Regions from separate parts of the Mus musculus genome. Here all the other regions are linked to region 3. Evidence: chromatin loops called from intact Hi-C (ENCODE). Cell type or tissue: gastrocnemius. All regions are shown on one strand. Links, peaks and the distances in the headings refer to the core of each region. The heading gives the core; the rest is flanking DNA.

The links. Hi-C counts contacts between places; a loop is a spot of excess contacts. Peaks named below come from ENCODE experiments on the same cell type or tissue, not always from the same donor. Only the 100,000 strongest peaks of a DNase experiment are listed, where the experiment ranks them.
Region 1: a loop joins it to region 3, with 4 times the contacts of the local background. A loop is called at or near these places in 21 of 42 quality-filtered maps.
Region 2: it touches region 3 in a loop (2.9-fold over the local background); 13 of 42 quality-filtered maps call a loop at or near these places.

The regions. Positions count from the first base shown.
Region 1 is chr13:56,760,236-56,766,352 of GRCm38, forward strand. Gm52066 (a long non-coding RNA gene) reads right to left here and starts at 5,533. Exons shown (of 3, transcript XR_003950712.1): 1 at 5,082-5,533; 2 at 3,492-3,642; 3 at 2,082-2,207. In gastrocnemius, for the core only: no CTCF peak of the experiment used is centred there; DNase peaks (open chromatin) are centred at 2,396 and 2,807; H3K4me3 peaks cover 549 bases.
Region 2 is chr13:56,626,760-56,632,876 of GRCm38, forward strand. It overlaps Tgfbi (transforming growth factor, beta induced), which reads left to right. Exons shown (of 17, transcript NM_009369.5): 7 at 1,155-1,296; 8 at 2,859-3,071; 9 at 3,785-3,922; 10 at 4,471-4,616; 11 at 5,291-5,427; 12 at 6,100-6,117. Among named protein-coding and RNA genes, the nearest start is that of Tgfbi, 20 kb to the left of the region's middle. In gastrocnemius, for the core only: no CTCF peak of the experiment used is centred there; a DNase peak (open chromatin) is centred at 3,566.
Region 3 is chr13:56,472,411-56,478,527 of GRCm38, forward strand. No RefSeq gene overlaps it. Among named protein-coding and RNA genes, the nearest start is that of Il9, 6.8 kb to the right of the region's middle. In gastrocnemius, for the core only: a CTCF peak has its summit at 3,113 (motif pointing right); DNase peaks (open chromatin) are centred at 2,654, 3,150, 4,228 and 5,123; H3K4me3 peaks cover 246 bases.

The sequences.
Region 1 (6,117 bases), core at 478-5,477, 290 kb after region 3:
GTGAACAATGCAGGATAATAGCTAGTTAGGAAGCATTGACATTGAATTAGGATTATAAATAAACTACAGGATAGTGTGCTGCAAATCACATGCAAATAATGTTCCGTTTTATACAAGGACTTGGGTATTCAAGAATGTGGGTATCTGAGACGTCTTGGAGCTTGTCCCCCCTGGGATGGCGAGGGTGACTGGATGAGGATTTATTCTCTTGTTTTATAAGTGGCCAGTGACCCACTGCTCCAGCCAACCCTTTCCTGGCACCTTAGTCTGAGAAGGCCAGCTCTTACTCGCCCCCCCCCCTTTTTAAAATTTCCCCTCTGCCATGGGGACAGTACTGTCCTTTCCCAAGGAAAGCTGCAGGTCATAGTGAGCTGCTCTGGGGATTGTAGCTATGGGTAGGGGCAGAAAAAGGTCCCCTGACCAGGCAACCATGCAGGAGACCTGAGGAGTGCTTTTCCTGTTAGCCTTGGCAGGGAGGGAGAGAGGGACACGCAGGCCCATGGCCTGACTCGTGACGGAGTGTGGAGACGTTGGAGTGAGAAGCTGTCCTTTAAGTGGCATTTCAAATCTAAATCTGAAGCTCCATCAGCAGTGCCATTTTGTGATGAGGGCATCTTGTCCTCTCAGCTTCCAGCGAGGACACTCAGGCATCTCCGTCCTGGGGGCTCTTCCCTGGGAGTCAGCTTTGATTCCCTGTATCCCCGCTCTGCTGGGGAAAGAACTTCTCCCACTCCTGTCCAGAGAAGGATGGGTAGCCTTGTCTGGGGCGTGGAAGATGTGGGTGGCGTCACCCAGTTAGAGAGGGGGCTGCTTCTTGGGAAAAGCCTTTCGGATCACACTCCTTGTAGATGGTGCCGAGTTTCAGTGGGGAGCTGTGGCATCCAAGAAGATACCCGAGCAAGTGAAGGGCATTCAAGACATGCCAAGCCATCATCCAGCCTGAGTCTCTTGTTCCTGATCACCCACTCTGGCGAGAATAGCGGTGTTCTGCAGGTCTTCTGAGCAACCCAAAGGGCCGGGGCAGTATTCATCAGCTTGGTCTCAGTGTCTCCTCCCGGGACCTCTTCTGATTCACATCACAATCACTTGTGCTTTTAAAAGCTAATGGTCTCTGTCTTAGTTTGCTTTCTGTGGCTGTGATTAACACTGACCCAAAACAGGAAAGGGTTTATTTGGCTTGTGGATTATGATTCATTGAGGGAAACTAAAACAGGGACTGAAGCAGGGGCTGTGGAGGGGTCCTGCTTACTGGCTGGCTCCCCATGGCTTACTCAGCCTGCTTTATTAAACAGCTCAGGCCAACCTGCCAAGGTGTGACACCACTCAGAGTGGGCTGAGCCTGCCCACATCAATCATTAATCAAGAAAATACCCCAAAGACAAGCTCACAGGTCAATCTTATGGAGGCAGCTCTTTAACTAGGTTCCTTCTTTCCGGGGGGCTCTGATTTCCTAGTCCTCAAGATTCAAACCTAGTATTTGGAGCTATAGATGTGATGTGATGTGATGTGACGTGACGTGACGTGACGTGATGTGATGTGATGTGTGTGTTATGGGAGTACAGGGCATGCGCATTTGCTTACACCCAAGATTCTTCCAAAAGGCAGTCAGACTGCTCAAAGTCAACTGTGAGAGGGAAGGGGCAACATTGTAACACTCAGGGACAAGATCAAATGTTAGCTTTTGTGTTTCAACTGTCTAGGGGAGGTTCACAGCATCCAGAGCAAGGAAGGGCAGGGGTCTAGCTAGCAGCCCTTCTCTTTGGTGTCTTGCTTCAACCCTGCCTTTTTGCATGTTACTTTTTATCTTGTGCACAATGCTTTTGGGACAGCCTTGAATGACAGCAAAAATGTCCATCCCTGAAGTTAGGAACTATCCCCCAGGTCCCGGGGATCCTACATAGAAAGAAGATAGGGTTGGTCTGTGAGGGGGCAGAGAGTTCTCTGACTTAGAAAGGAGAACACACACACACACACACACACACCCAGAGAGAGAGAGAGAGAGAGAGAGAGAGAGAGAGAGAGAGAGAGAGAGAGAGAGAGAGAGAGAGAGAGAGAATGTTTTCTAGACAGATCTGTAAGGGTGCAGAAGTCCTCAGAATATGGCTGGCGCCCTGCCCCCGCCCCTCCAGGTGTGAGGGATTGGGATCATTCTGTATATTTACCTGAGTACGCAGAGGCTTTAGTTGCAGCCTCTAGCTCCGAAGTGCCTGGGGAAGAATGGAAGAGGCCAGCAGTGCTTTGAGTTATGTTCCATGTGGGGCTCCTGTAGCAGTGGCTTGTCGGGGTGACCTCTAGGTAACATGTGCATAGAGGTACACTAAGAGGGGTTTGTGAGCGGGAGGTCCTCTGCCTAGTGGGTCAGACCCCTGGCTGGTGTAGCGCTGGTGGGGGGAGGGGTGGACACTCTGAGCTCGGCTGAGATGTCTGCTCCTCAGAAATGGAGTAGGGATTGGGGCTTCTGCCAGAGATCGGCTAATAGAAAGAAAAGAACCTTACATCTCGTAGCCAATTGTCTCATGGACTAAGATTTATATAATATGCAAAGATAACCGTGAGCAAATACTTCCACAGACTATCTCAGAGTGGGTGGATTCGGATTTCCTTTTTTCTTTGAGAACTAGGGATTTTTGGAAATCAGTGCCTGTGGTCTGCTTTTTGATGAAAATCATATTTTAAGGAAACAGCACACACCCGAGCAGCTAAAGCGATTTGCTTTGCCACTTCCCTCCTGCCTCTAGGGTCCCCATTCCTTAATTGCCCCATCTGTGCCTCTTCCTCCTGCCCTTGCCAATATGCAGAAGGCAGAGACTGGCAGGGGCTGTGGGCTGTGGGAAAGAGTCTCGCTGATGATGCCAGAGACAGTTGAACGTGAAGAACAACAATCCTTTATCCTCTGCACCCACTGAGAGGGCACAGGACCAGTGGAAACTTGTTATTTAGTAGTGGGGCGAAGTCTTCTCTCTTCTGGCCATTAAGAAGGTTGGCCCAGGGGTTGGGGGCTTTTCACACCTAGCCACACTACCAAATAGTCTCTCTCTGGTCCCTGTTGGAACCTTTGCTCAGAGCTATCCTTGCAGATGGGGAAGGCAACAGAAGAGCCCCCCACCCCCCCACCCCAGGCCAGCTTGGAAAGGGGGGCGGGATGAGACAAAAAGTGTCAGGGTTGCTTTAAGGAATTCCCACTGTGGAGGGTGGGGATGAAAACAGAAGTGGGAACCCGTCGGGGAGGGTCTCAGTGGGCTGGAGGGAGATTAAAGAGTGAATTACCTGCCCTAATCATGAATGCTCTTTAACGACACAGCTCCTGTGTGAAGTAGAGCTTCGTGCTTCAGTCCCACAGAGGAGGAGAGAGAGCAGATGAGTCTCCAGTCTGAGGAGCCCCCCCTCGCCCCGCCCCACCTCTCTTCCCTATTAGTTGTGTCAGGGAGGGGAGAGATGTAGACCCCACCCCAGCCAGCCTGCCACCTCAGCAGCAGCGATGAAGACCTGACCTCTCCCAGTGGGTAGGTGCCAGGACACCTTGGAAGCTTGTTTTTCTCTCCTGGTGGGTTGTCTGTCTTGATTGTGCAGCCCTGATATCCTGGCTTGAAGATTGTATGGACCCATCCGGTGTCCTAGGGGATAAATGACCTTTCTTCACTCCTGACAAGGGAAGAGAAAATACACATACGGCTACTCCAGCTACATGTCCATGTGTTTGGCCCCTTTCTTATGCCATTAGCAATGTCCTGGGTGTGAGGGTGAAGGGTGATGGGCTGAGCCATCCTGCCTAGCTCTTCTTTTGTCTTTGCTACATGCTTACTTTCTAACCCTCTTTCTGAAACTACATCAGTCCTACTCTGGCCTGCCGAGAGCACTGGGCCCGGATCCCGGTCCCGTCCCTTCCTCGCTGCCCTCCCCTCAGGCAACCTGATAACCAGGCATGGAATGAAGTGTTTGTAAGCCCTCTGATGGGGTGCTGGAAACGGAACCTGGGCTCTCTGCAAGAGCAGTGTGCACTGCTAACCACGGATGCATCTCTCCAGGCCCAGGCAAATGTTATTTTTCAGGATCCTGTGGCTGGCAAGGCTCAGCCGGGTGGCTCTTCTATTCTCTGAATCACTTGTGGGCGGCTCTCTGCTGGGGGAACCAGCTAGCCTGGGAAGTGTGAGAAGCCACTGGTCCTCTGAATTTTCTCTCTATGTGTCCCCCCATCCTGCCCCCCCTCTCTCTCTCAAAAAGATTTATTTATTTTATGTATGTAAGTACAGTTGCTCTCTTCAGACTCACCAGAAGAGGGCATCACATTCTATTACAGATGGTTGTGAGCCACCATGTGGTTGCTGGGAATTGAACTCGGGACCTTTAGAAGAACAGTCAGTACACTTAACCGCTGAGCCATCTCTCCAGCTATGTGTTCCTTCTCAATGAAGCATGGGAACTTATTTACAACATGGCACTTGTCTTCTGGAAGGCAAGCCCCAGTGACAAACTCATCATCATCAAATTCATCATCAAACTATTGCTTGGGCTATGTTTGCTAGTGTCTTATTGGCTAATGTGGGTCACATGGCTAGTCCAGGCACGCATGCGCAAAGGGATTCGTGGGATTTGAGAAAGGAAAAATGTGTTATCTTTGAAGCCATAAATCCAACAGTTCAGCCAGCACAACCACTCTCCTCTTTCTTGAGAAGCCATCCACACTTCGTAAAACTGATAGAGCAGCAGCCACGGGAGGCGTTAGAGTTCACGACAGTAGAACTTCTGCCCCAGAACAGTGTTCAGTTTTTAACCGGGACTCCGCACTGGCGCCCACTCCTCGGGTAGGACTTTCCAGAGGTCACATAAACTCGGGCTCCTCTGTTTTGTGCCAGTGCTCCTTGTGCCCCTGGCCTGGATGCTCAGACACTGTGTGGTGCTTCCTCTTGCTCAATGGTTTTCGTTGTGACCGCCAATGACAGTCACAAAGATGAAGCTCAGCGTCTATTCTGAACATCCTCAAGCTGCCTGTGCTGCCGCCTGTCCTGCCTGCCTGCCTTCCTCCTCTCCTCCCTCCTGGGTGTTTGCTGGGGCTCAGCAGTCACATATTCACTCTCAATTACCGGTCCTTGTCTCTGTTGTGGTGAAACAGCGAGGTGTCGGTTACACGCCATGGACTTGGATATACTTCCTGTCTCTCTGTAGAGCTGACCTGTGGATAGCTGGGCACAATAGCTCGGTGCAGACTTAGGACACTTAGTGTCGTGCTGAAATGAGAAATGCTTCTGATAGGCTTATAGACCACTCGATCCCCTGGAGGAGCTCCGGGGAGGTGATGGAAGCGTTGGGAGGGGCAACCTTGCAGGTTCCTAGCCAGCTCCACTTCCTATTCGTTGGACCGACCTGCTGGCTTCCTGCTCCTTGCCGTCAGCCCACGCCTTCCCTGCTATCATGGAGTCCAGCCCCCTCTGCAACCAGAAGCTAAAACAAACTCTTCCTTGAGTAGTTTTGGTCATGCTGTCACAGCAACAAAAATCCTGATTCACATATGATTCTCATATGTCTGTGCGCTCCTCCTGTTTCCTCCGGAAGTGTGCCCCTCCCCCTGCATCCCCTTCCCCGCGTGGGCCTTTGTTTAACCTCAGGACAAGTCGCCTTGGTTTGGGCAGGAGGCAGACTGTGTGGTCAGCAGCATTTATGCCAGCTGTTTGTGAGCCGCTCTGAGAACCTGTGCTCAGTTCCGGGAAGCGCCATCCTTTCCTCCCTCTCCCTGAAGCCTCAGTCCAAGTTAGATCATGCGGCTCTGCACTGTGCTCCGAGACAGACCATCTCGGGCGTCTCAGAACATCAAATTCATCTGCATCCCTGGAGGAGAACTACCATGAGATACATGGCCTTTTCTAAAGCACAGAATATTCATGCTATTCATACTGCTGGTGACAGACAGTGACACACTTGTCTGCATGTGATCCTGAGAAACCAGTAACGCTCTGATAGAGGGCTCCCGGGCTTGGGGACAGCTAATTTAGCTCTGTAGATAGGGAAGGCGTTAAGGGATCCACTTTGCTGGTGCCTTTCTGTGATTGATTGGTTCAGAGCTGAAACCCCGGGGCTCTGTTCTCTGTGATCATTAAAGTGATCCAAGGAGCCACTTCCTGT
Region 2 (6,117 bases), core at 478-5,477, 150 kb after region 3:
TAACCACAAAGCACACAAGTGGCAGTGAGCAACCCCGCCCTGGAGATCGCCAACACAGAGACAAACACTCTGGCATGAGCACAGAGGGGCTGTGGTGTTTGGGGAGCTCTCTTAGCTGGCTCAGAGACCCCCAGGGAGACTGGCTTTTGAGGTGCTTTTCCCTGCCTTTCTCTGGGTCTGCAAGGGAATGTTACCCCAAAGCTGACAGCACAGACTTTCCTATTTTCAGCACAGAGTCCTTCCTATTGAGGGGCTTGCCCTTACAGTTGGAAATGATAGGAAGAAAATGTCCTCTTTTTGATTCTGCTTTGACCCTCCCTGATACCCATTTTTCCCCCCTTTGAACACATGCTTCTTAAACCGCATCACTCTCCAAGTCTAGGTGCCAGGGGTCAGAGTGAACAAAGTGGCTACCATTCTTTCTGGGAAGACGGATGAGACTTGTGCAAGGAAGGACAGCGAGATGAGCTTGGGGGAGGGGGAGTGAGCAGAAGAATGATTGACAGTGTAGCCCAGGAGCGATGGCCAGGGAAAAATGAAGGAAGAGAACAGCTTATGTTGCTCCACCCCACTGCAGATGCTTTGCTCCTCTAAGGGAGCATGGAGGAAGCCTGTGGACTGAGTATCCTGCAGGCCCTATTAACCAGGAGGAGCCTCTCTATTGGGGAGCGTTGAGAAGCACCTTGGCCTGTTAGGATATTGTTCTAGATGCCATGTAGCCCTGAGGCATGTAATATATCCACACTGTATAATCGTTCATAAGGACTCTGCTAACCGTGGGATTACAGCTGGGAGACATGACAGTCAGGGTGACTTTCATCTGGGGATCTGTGCCAAGAGGAGTGGCATTTTGGTCAAGGTTTGAAGGAACAGGAGTCTAAGAAGAAAAGAAAGAGGAAGAGAGGCAGGGGGAGCTACAGGGAGAGAGGCCCAGAGTCAGGGAGGAGTGAAGTTATCCACACTTGAAAGATGGTCAGCTCAGCTGGAACACAGGTCAGGGCCCATGGAGGCCGTGGTAAGATAGACCTTCAGCCAGGCTTCTCTCTCACTTGGGATTCCTCTAAGTGTCTCGTGTCCCCTGGGGAGGCATAGCCAGGGTGTGTGCGTCTTGCCAGGTGAGCCTAGGAAGGTTTTATTCTCCCTTCCCTACACAGGCCGCCGTGGCTGCATCAGGACTCAATACCGTGCTGGAGGGCGACGGCCAGTTCACACTCTTGGCCCCAACCAACGAGGCCTTTGAGAAGATCCCTGCCGAGACCTTGAACCGCATCCTGGGTGACCCAGAGGCACTGAGAGGTGAGGACCCTCAGCTCCTTGCTGCCTCATTGGAGCAGCTCAAGTGAGCCCTGGCCTCCGCTAATGCCACACGTTTCAGGATGTCCCCTAAAACCCTGGCTTATGTTAACTCCCAATGGCCATGTCTTAGTAGAAGCCAAGCAGAGACAGTGCTAGGAGTCCCTAGCTGACCCTGGTCAAATTAAGGAAACAAAACCTTAGTGGCCAAAACAGGCAGGTGGATGTGTGAAAGCTTCAAGAGCTTGGACGAATCAGGGGTGGGTGGCTGGCGATCACATCCAGCAAGCGGGATCATTATGGTAACCTTCTATATCTTCCTATGTCTGGCCAGAGCAATCAATGGTCAGTTGATTTCCATTGCTGGTTCCATCTTTCAGCTCCTAAGTTCAGCATAGACAGTAGATTAGGAGGGGGCCCACCCTTCTTTCTCTTCACCCCCTTTAATTCTAGAACTTCTGAAGGATCGCTAAGTACTAAGCTGCCTAGTGAACCCTTAGACCCTGTACAGCCCACTTACATTCTTCCTCCTAAATGTCACTAAGTGTGACATTGTTTAAAGCTACCTTGGCTGTGTGCCAGGTATGATGCCTGATGGGTTACAGAGACCCTTCCCAGACATGGGGAGAAAGAGACCCTTCAGAAAGCACAGATGGCATCTGTGCCTAGATGAGAGCGGTCCTTCAAAAATGCCTGTTCCGGGCCGGGAGCCCGGGTGCCACATTGTGTCTTCCAGGAAGTTGAAGCCTGATGGGCAGCAGGCTTCAAAACAGGCTGTTGAGATGATACGATTGGTTCACTGATGGGGTGGGCAGGGTTGGGGTCTACAGCCTCAAGGGCTAGGAAGCTTCCTGGAAGAGGTGCAGGCAGCATCACAGCACATGTACCGGAAGTAACCAGATTAGGAAGAGGAAAGGTTTCATTTGGCTCACAGTCATAGACATGTTATTTCATAATCACCTGGCCCCACGGCTTTCAAACCTGTGGCTTTAGGGGGTGGGCACTAAATGGCCTAAAGGCCCCACACTAACTCTACCTTTTAACGTTGTCACTACTTCCCAATAGCACCACCCTGGGGTTGGGGCAAGACTTTAACATACAGCACCCAAACCATAAATGCATTGAAAGATCTTTTGTACAGAGCACAAAGATTTTTATATTCATTGATATCAGAACTCATTATGAGAGGCCTTTTGAATACCTGCTACTGCTAGGCAATGACCAGTTTGCTCACAGCAGGGGACTGCCCTCTACTGCTATAGCTACAGTCCTGAAGGAAGAGGGTTGGGGTCTATACCAACAGTTTCTCTGTTGAGAAGAGGTTTTCATTTCAGGTTGAGGAGGCTAAGTAGCTGGCCCAGGATCCCACAGCTGGTCAGCAGTTATGGGATTCAAACTTGGGCAGTCTAACCACAGTGTCACAGTGGTTTTAGTTGGTGGTAGGCAAGAGATGGGGATGTGGGCCCTGTGGTACTCTAGCAAAATTCTCAGCCATGGGCAGGCTGGGAACTAGCACCTACATCCAGCCACAGCAGGCTCTAGACCTGTATCCTCTTCTGCCACAGACCTGCTAAACAACCACATCCTGAAGTCAGCCATGTGTGCTGAGGCCATTGTAGCTGGAATGTCCATGGAGACCCTGGGGGGCACCACACTGGAGGTGGGCTGCAGTGGGGACAAGCTCACCATCAACGGGAAGGCTGTCATCTCCAACAAAGACATCCTGGCCACCAACGGTGTCATTCATTTCATTGATGAGCTGCTTATCCCAGATTCAGGTAAGTAGGCCTCCGGGGTGGGAGTGAGGGGCTCTATCCTTCCCAGTTTCCTGTCCCTTCTGGAATCCTGGTGACAGAGACAGGCATAATCAGCAGTCTTTTGGGCCACTTCTTGCCCTTGGGGCAGCACACAGCCCTGTACCTTCTGTGAACCTGAAGTTCTGTAGGAAATAAGAAATCTTATGCTTCCAGTATGGAGTCTAGGCACAGGACACTGTCTTGAGGTAACCAGAAGACACCATCTTAGAACCCTTTCTGGTCTTGCATGCTGTGGTTAGGCACAAAGGGCCATCACTAATGTCACAGCATTTGCTTTCCTTAGGCCATCCGAGGCCACCGACCCAGGAAAGATGATGGGATGGACTTTGGTTTCTAGTCAACCTGAGCATAGAACTCTCCCAGGAAAGAGCGATCTCTTCCTGTGGGAGTATCTTCTGAAACAGTGGCACAGGTCATGTTGGCTCCTCTCCAGAGTCAAACAGGTCCTGGCCAAGCCAATCTGGGACCTGGGGAGAGTGCTGTCAACTGCCAAGTGACTGTCACCTACCTCCCTGCAGATTAGGTTTTCTGATGACAGGGACATGCTTGGCTCCTTTGTGTTTAGAAGGCTGGTGACTAACAAGATGAAGTTCGTGCAGATGTCTGTCCCACTCTGGACCGTGACATAGTCACACCTCCCGTTACCTTTTGGGCTCCATTTCTTCTTCCTGTAGCCAAGACACTGCTTGAGCTGGCTGGGGAATCTGACGTCTCCACTGCCATTGACATCCTCAAACAAGCTGGCCTCGATACTCATCTCTCTGGGAAAGAACAGTTGACCTTCCTGGCCCCCCTGAATTCTGTGTTCAAAGGTAATGTGGGGAAAAGCACCCTGCTGTTCTGTTGTCTCTGGGACAGCTGCCCCAACCCTACAGCCCTGCCCTGATTTACAACAGCCTTGGAACCTTCCGCCTACCATAGTCCAAAGCAGATGTGATTCTATCAGGAACTTTGGACTACCCGTTGTTTATCTGAACCAGCCAAGAATGTATTGGGGCGGGGGATCTTTTCCTCAGAGCTCAATACTTTGCCTCTGCCAGGAGAGTGGAGCAGCCCTCGGCTTTTGGTTTGCAGGGTCAACACTGATGTATATGGGCTGGGGTCAGCTGAGGTGCTGTTATGGGGACATGGAGAAAGTCTCCTCCTTCTGAGAGCAAAATGACAAGCATGCTCAGTAGCTGCACCTATTCTTTTCTCTAATAGTTGCTGAATGTTAAGGGGTTTTGACAGCCACCCTTACTTTCTGTCTCCATTTCCAAACCACGGAGAGATGGGCAGGCTCTCTTGCACGTGTGTCTCTCATCACACACCTTATCTCCGGAACCTGTCTCCCTGGATCTGTCCATCCCTTCACTTGCAGATGGTGTCCCTCGCATCGACGCCCAGATGAAGACTTTGCTTCTGAACCACATGGTCAAAGAACAGTTGGCCTCCAAGTATCTGTACTCTGGACAGACACTGGACACGCTGGGTGGCAAAAAGCTGCGAGTCTTTGTTTATCGAAATGTAAGTAGCTCTAGGTCCTGATTCACACCCCGTCTTTGGCATGTATTGTTTATATATATATATATATAAAATGGAGACTGCGGAGACTGCGGCACTCAAGAGCCAGGAGCTTATGTAAGAACTGGCTTTCAAAAAGAGGAAGCGGTTTCTGGAAAGTGTTCAGGATTCTGGGTGACACTTCCTTTCCTGCAGGTTGGAAACTAAGGCTCAGCCCTAGCTCAGTTGCTGAGTGGGGAGGCTGCCTGGGACTCAGCAGGATGAACAGGGGGGAGTGGGGCAGAAACTTGGAGTCTTTCTAGGCTTGCCCCTGTAAAGCTAAGCTCTCCTTGGTCCAAGACCTTCCCATATGGTCAGCATGGTGTTGGTCTTGGTCTGGGACAAACAGGACCATTTAGCCAAAGATGTCCAACGGCTGATAAAATCAACCAGTCATGAACTCATCACTGGTTAAATCAACCAGTTGACTAGTCTGTCTATTTGATCTCTGTCAATAGACCTCTTGTGAGACTGACCTTGTCACAGAGTCCCTGTGTGATTTTACCAGAGCCCCTCTGCCCCACCCTTCCCTGAGGAAACCTCTGTGTATGATGCCATCACTGCTGGCCCTGAACAAGTCTGGAGGGCCCTGCCTGAGAAGATAACCATCTCCCTTTCTTTGCCCCTCTTTGGTGCAGAGCCTCTGCATTGAAAACAGCTGCATTGCTGCCCATGATAAGAGGGGACGGTTTGGGACCCTGTTCACCATGGACCGGATGTTGACACCCCCAATGGGGACAGTTATGGATGTCCTGAAGGGAGACAATCGTTTTAGGTAATCGATCTCATCACGGGGCCAGGCTTCTACCAAAGGGTCATGCTGGGCCTCAGCTCTTTTACCCTACTTCCCAAGAGGTAACCTAATTCTGGTGACACACTGGTGTGATCATCCATGGTTAGGATATGGAGAGGGTAAGGGTGTCCTTGACACCTTAATTTGGGAAGCAGGGCTCCTGCAGTCGATACAATTCTCATACCCGCAGAAAGGGGGAGGGATCATTGTAATACTAAAACACAAGGATATCATCACACTAGAAAGTCCTCAGGGAGCTAAGGGGCTTTAAGGACACACTATATCGTTCTCTTTCTGCACCAACTGAAGCCACCAGGTCACTTTACTCTCTTGCCCTGATCCCTCTACTTCCAACTTGGTAGTTCTCCAATGAGTGCTGTCAAGCCAGGAGTTTCCTTAGTGCCCACTTGAGTCACCTGCCCACGGACTGGGAGGCTGGTCCTCTGCTTACCAGGATCACATGCTTAGCAGACACCGACTCCGCCCATCTCTGGGTCGGCCATACCAATTCTCCCCTTTTCTCTTCCTTCATCCCCTCTGGCCGTTGGTTCTGCTTATGACATTGATGCCTAGTGAGGAGGTGACAATAGACCTTCCCTCTGGGTGGAGAGGGCATGGAGAGTGAGCTGTCATTTTCTTTGTGTTTGTCTGTAGCATGCTGGTGGCCGCCAT
Region 3 (6,117 bases), core at 321-5,320:
AGCAGCATAGTCTCCCCCCCCATCCCCCCCATCCCCCCCATCCCCCCCATCCCCCCCATCCCCCCCATCCCCCCCCATCCCCCCCATCCCCCCCCATCCCCCCCATCCCCCCCCATCCCCCCCCATCCCCCCCCATCCCCCCCCCCCCGTCCCCGACATGGTTTCTCTCTGTAGCCCTGCCTGTCCTGGAACTCACTCTGTAGACCAGGCTGGATTCGAACTCAGAAATCTGCCTGCCTCTGCCTCCCAAGTGCTGGGATTAAAGGCGTGCGCCACCACCGCCCAGCTAGCAGCACAGCCTTGAACAAGGTGTTTAACATCCTGTTCTAACCAGGAGCCACGGACACCAGGCCTGCCAGCAAGCCTGAGCTTTAACTTACAAAGGTTTGGAACAGGCCACCGTCTGCAGCACAAATGTGAACTCTTTGAAGATGTGAACAGCAACGCCGCCCTCCTCACCTAGTCCCCAAAATGGAGGAGATGGTGTATCTCAGATGACCTTGGAACACTCATTGGAGACCCTAAGAAATGGTGGGATGGGGACGGTCTCCAAAGTCCCAGGCATAGGGTCAATAAAAATTGTTTCCAAATACATACCTGGGATAGAGGACTCCCTAGAGTCTCGGGGAGATGGCACCTTCCTTCCTGTCCATCCCTAGTTCTGTGTCCTTCCATGCTACTCATAGCAGAGCCGTGAAGCTCAGTGGTCAGCCCTGTATGGGGTAGTTCGTTGTCATGGGGATGGCTTGAGGAAGAGGGTCCCAGTCACTCATAAACCATCCTTAGGTTTCCTCATGAGTCCTGTGTTATCAGTCCATGCCCTTTCAGGATCCTGGTAGCAGATCCCTTCCTAGAACGGAGCTGTGCTATACTCTGCCCTGATGTGTATCCTCTAAACCTGGGAGCTTGCTTTCTGTTTACAAGGAGCTTCATAACCAAAGAAAGGAGATGCGCTCTTCCCGTGACCCCTTGTTTGAACATTTACAAGCAATCCCACACAGCCTTCCTGACTGACTGCAGCACGTGGTGATCACTACCGCATCTCTGTGGCATGAGAGCCATCTCCGGGTGGGTTGTCCAAGCCTAGATCCTGCTGGCTGAAAAAAGAGAACTCGTTATGTGGCCCCTCTCCTCTCAGGGCTACTGTAATCTGAACAGACCTCATCCCGAGGCAGATGCTGACAACACCTGTAGAACCAGCAAGAACAAATTACTGGAGAGTAGGAAGACCCAGCCATCTCTGCCCAGTGCCAGGTGGGCCACAGCCATCATCCTGAGCTTGGACTCCCTCCCTCCATGATTGCAGACTGTTTCTCTCCCCAGTCTAATGATGGAAGGAAGCAGCAGACCATGGACCAGGCAGCCACCATCTCTTTCAGCTCTGGATTAGCACCTGAGAAAAACAGGCAAGACATTCTGTGCCCACGGATGATGAAAACCCAGCATAGACTTGCGCTCCCAAATAAAAGCACCGTAAGCCCCTTGGGTTGTTTCTGTGTGACATGCAGAGCTCTCTCCCTGGCTTCTGAGAGATCTTGGTCACCTTCCTCTCTATCCAGTTTAGGTCTGTGGAGATGTTGCCATCCCAGAGAGAAACCAGTGTGTGTCATTTTCTTCCCGGTCCTCGAGATTGAGAGGGAGGGCTCGGTGTCTAGAAAAGAACATATAGGATAGGAATATCCAAAGATTCTCTCCCAAGCCTGAGCAGTGTCATGTGATGGTGTCGTTGCGTGGCAGGTGACAGCCAGAGCTTGCAGGGGTGGGTGTTCTGTGGACATGACTTTTATGTGGAAATCATAATAAAAGGCACAGTCTGCTTTCCAGTGTGACGTCGTGCATCTGTCTTACCTCCTTTGGGAACCACCTAGGAGGTAGCACTGCTATTGTGTGGCATGCGTCCACATGTGTGCTTGCAGCAGCCACACCTACCGCACCCCCCAAACCCCTCTCAGCACACACGGCTGGATGTGGCTTCAGAGTCCTGCCCAACACTGTCACCTGGGCAGCCACCACCAGCCACGCAGAAATGTGGTCCAGGGTGATCTTATACCCCAGTGAGGAACTGTCCTCACAGCCATGTAAACAAGCCTTTAAGATCTTCCTTGGGGGCTGGAGAGATGACTCAGTGGTTAAGAGCACCATCTGCTCTTCCAGAGGTCCTGAGTTCGATTCCCAGCAACCACATCGTGGCTCACAACCATCTGTAATGAAATCTGACGCCCTCTTCTGCTGTGTCTGAAGATAGCGACAGTGTACTCCCATACATAAAAGAAATAAATCTTTTTAAAAAAAGATTTTCCTTGGTTTGCCCCAAGGAAGAGGTAGTAGGGGGATCCACCACCTCTATGTGATCTAGACCGAGCACCAAATCACAGCTGCCTCCCCCACCCCACCCCACCCCAGAGGCTGACATAGCCACTCTCCCCTGTGTAGATCACAGGTGTTTCCTCACAGTGCTCTCTCCACATCCATCCTCCACAGCTCTTGGAGTTCAAAGCCCCCTCCCCTGGGCAGCTCTGAACCCAAGGCTATGGAGCCCCTGGTGACTTAGTCATCACACGTGTGTTGAGCACCTGCTGTGTTGCAGGCACTGTCTCCAGGGGTAAGAGCGGAGGAGCCCCAGCAGAGTTTTCATTCTAGTTTACTAGACTCTAACAGGAAGAGGCTGGCTTCATTCCCACCACAGCACCACGGGCAGGTACTGAGGGTGCTGGCAAGGAGATGCTCCTGGTGTGTTACAGGATGCCGAGATGGACCCAGAGTACTTCCTCTATCCCATTCCAGGATATGTCGTGTAGGCGTGCCCTGGTGCCTGCCTTGGCTGCACAGTTGGGTTGGAAGAGTGGTGTGTTCAGAGGCCAGTCAGGATCTCCCACTGTGTGCTCCTAGATAGGCAGAGAGTTTACTCCTCTGTAGTGAATGCATAGAAGGCAGCTGGAAGCCCTTCTGCTCGTCTGAGACATCGCTTGCTGTACAGTCCTTGCGAGATCCCATGTGCACATGAGAAAACAGGAGTGGAGAGGAAGGCAGTATCTTAGAGTCATAAGAAGTTAGATTTTGGTCTTGTGGGACACTGTCTCTCAAAAGCCTGTTTGGCTGATATGCCATAGAATCACCACTTGATGGCAGCAGACATCAACTAAATCCCAAGGCTGTCTGCTAGCTGGTGACCTGTAGAGCATGGGTCCTGGGCACTTCCCTCCCTGTCTCACTGTTCGCCTTGCCCCAGGGTGCTGTCCTTTCCTTGGGTTCCAGCCTCAATGCCTATCTGCATAATCTCCACATGTTCTGCCCACGTGGGCTTCTCTTTTCCTCATCTATAAAAAAACAAACAAACAAAAACAAAAACAAAAGCCAGTCTTCCTCCGCGATTCGGGGCTGCTCAGCTTTCTGCTCGGAGGTTGACAAAGGGTGGATGATGTATCTGTGTACCCTGGGCCTGGTCTGTGTGAAACCCCGAGAGCCCCAGCTGCCCCTTGGTGTCTTCATAAGCATGCTTTGGAGTGGGGTAGATGTAAATACTGAGTCGGTCTTCGAATGCTCAGGACACAGGACAGGTTATTGGTCTGGGTTCTAACTCCCAGAATCCTTTGTGCTAAACTGTTGTCAAAGAAGATTCCAGAAGCATGTGATTCAGTTGTGACATTCAGGGAGCTGTATACCCAGAGAAGCGTGACTTCTGGCCACTGGCCGAGCATAGAGAGGGCTCACTGGGCTTGGTTTCCCTGAGCATGGAGGGGGCCCCTCTGGGTTAGGTAACCCAAGTCCTAAGAACGGTGTTCACGGTCTCATAGCACGCCATCTTTCCTGCACCTGCATGCTTACTATGGTTGTGGAGTCATCGAACCGCGTCCTTGGGTGCGTGGATGCAACTTGTTTTTATTTTCTACCTAAATTTAACTGTCCTCCTCCTCCCCCCAGCTGGCCTCACTTCTCCCACCCCCACCCCACTAAGCCCCATTCTATCCAATACCCAGGAGTGGGTCTGGGGTGTGATTTTGCCACTTGTGGGGAAATTTTAGGAATTCCAAGTGAAATGTTCAACTCAAGATGGCTCCCTTTTCCGTTTGGAGGTGACTTTGGATTCTGAGGCTGGGATACAGCCTCAAAGGATACAGCCTCAGGAACCCCAGGTGTGCCCTCCTCATCCCAGGTGTGCCCCCTCCTTACACCAGGTGAGCCCTCCTCACTCCAGGTGTGCCCTTCTCACCCCAGGTGTGCCCTCCTCACTCCAGGTGTGCTCCTTCCTTACTCCAGATGAGCTCTCCTCACTCCAGGTGAGTCCTCTTCACTCCAGGTGAGTCCTCCTCACTCCAGGTGTGCCATCCTCGGACTTTGTCTGCAGGAGTGAATCTTTTTTTTACTCAACTTTACAGACAAGCCAAGGGAAAGCACCAAGCTGGCAGGTGGTTTTGATGTGGCAGCAAGCCTGGGTTTCTATTGCTCGGCCTCTCCCCCTTGCAGTAGCTGGTGTTGTCTTCTGAGACCATCCCAACCACCAGCATCCGCCTGCCCCTCCCTGCGATCCTGAATGAGTACAGTCAGCACAAACCACAATGAGTAGTCTGACTCAGAAGACCCAGATGCAGGGGAAACCACCCGGGTTGCCATGAAGCCAGCCAGTCAGGGTGCTGCAGAAACCTCTGTTCCTCCTGGAGATGACCCAGAGCCAGAGGGAGCATATGTGAGCCCCAGGCTGGAGTAAAGCTGTCTTGTACACTCAGCTCCTCAATCCCTTAGCGACACCCTGAAACCCAAACAGCTCAGCCAACTCAAGGTTGTTGTGACTCTTTCGGCTGTCAACCTTAACCTATCCGTGTGAACGTTCTTGGGCTTTGAATATTGATGCGTTTAATTACAGAATTTTGCCCCAGGTCCTGTTATGGGTGTTATGTAAGGATTGGCACATGAATTGTGCATTAACTTTTGAAAGGACTAAAGTGGGTGAAATCTGAACCCTTTCTGACCTTTGCTTGCTGGATAAGTGAGTCTGCCCTGGGGCTGCGGTGAACCCATCTGACCCTCAGGCTGTCAGAGGAAGTAGTGTAGAAATCTCACACAGATAGGAGAGCGACAGAACGGGGTGGGCAGAGAGAGGGGTTGGCAAGCAGAACCAGCTGGAAGTGGCTCTCTGCTTTTCAGTTTCCACCAGCTGAAGGCTCTTGGGAACGTCTCCAACCTGGAAAGCTTCGACTCTCATGCTTATAAAGAAGAAATGCCAGTGTCTACTTCCTGCCAGTCCCGAGTTCTGCCTCCTGGTACAAACAGAAACAGTGCAGAATGTGAAGTGTTTGATCTGATGATTATTGTAAATGAGTGGCACTCCCTCAGCATCTCCTGTCTATCACACATTGAGTGATAAGTTTGGAAGGATTTGCCTCATTTTTGGGGGTGGGGGTGGGGGGCAGGAACCACAGACCAGAGTTAGGCACAACACAGACTCAGACACCCTCCTTATTCAATGCCCTGTGTAGAGGCATTGAATAATAGTTCTGGAACCTTCATGCATGAAGACAGAACCCAGGTTCTGTTCCCCCTCACACCTCTGTATCAGCAGGTAGAAGGGGAGAGGACCATTTTCTCTGCCAAAGATCCTATCCTTGACCTTGTGTCTGCCAGTGTATCAGTCAGGGCTGAAGGGGCCAAACAGATGGCCTGAAGTCTTCTATCCGGGATAGGCAGGTAGTATAAACCTGCCTGGAGGTGTTGCAGAGACACCCACAGAATGTTCTGGGTCCAATCTATCCACCAGGCATGCATATTCTTGACCCAGTTCCAGTTGTGCCCTTGCACCCTGGAGACCAGTCATCTGTTCAGGCCACATTCACATGGCGCCTCCTGCAGGGCAGTTCAGTGCTAGTCCAAGAGTGAACGGAGTTGGTCCCTGGAGAGCCTGGGTATGATTGGGAGAGGCAAGCAGGCATGCTTAGCAGGCCGTGAGCATCGTGGGACAGAGACCAGGAGTGGGTACTGCGGTGGGATATGTAGGGTGTTAGGCTGAGGGGAATGGTTGCATCCGCATTCTGCCAGTCATTCAGTATGATTCACGGATTTTGTTGGCTGGCCCATGGTGGGCACTCTCTGAGCAGGTTCCAGGTAAATAGGCCACGTTGCTCT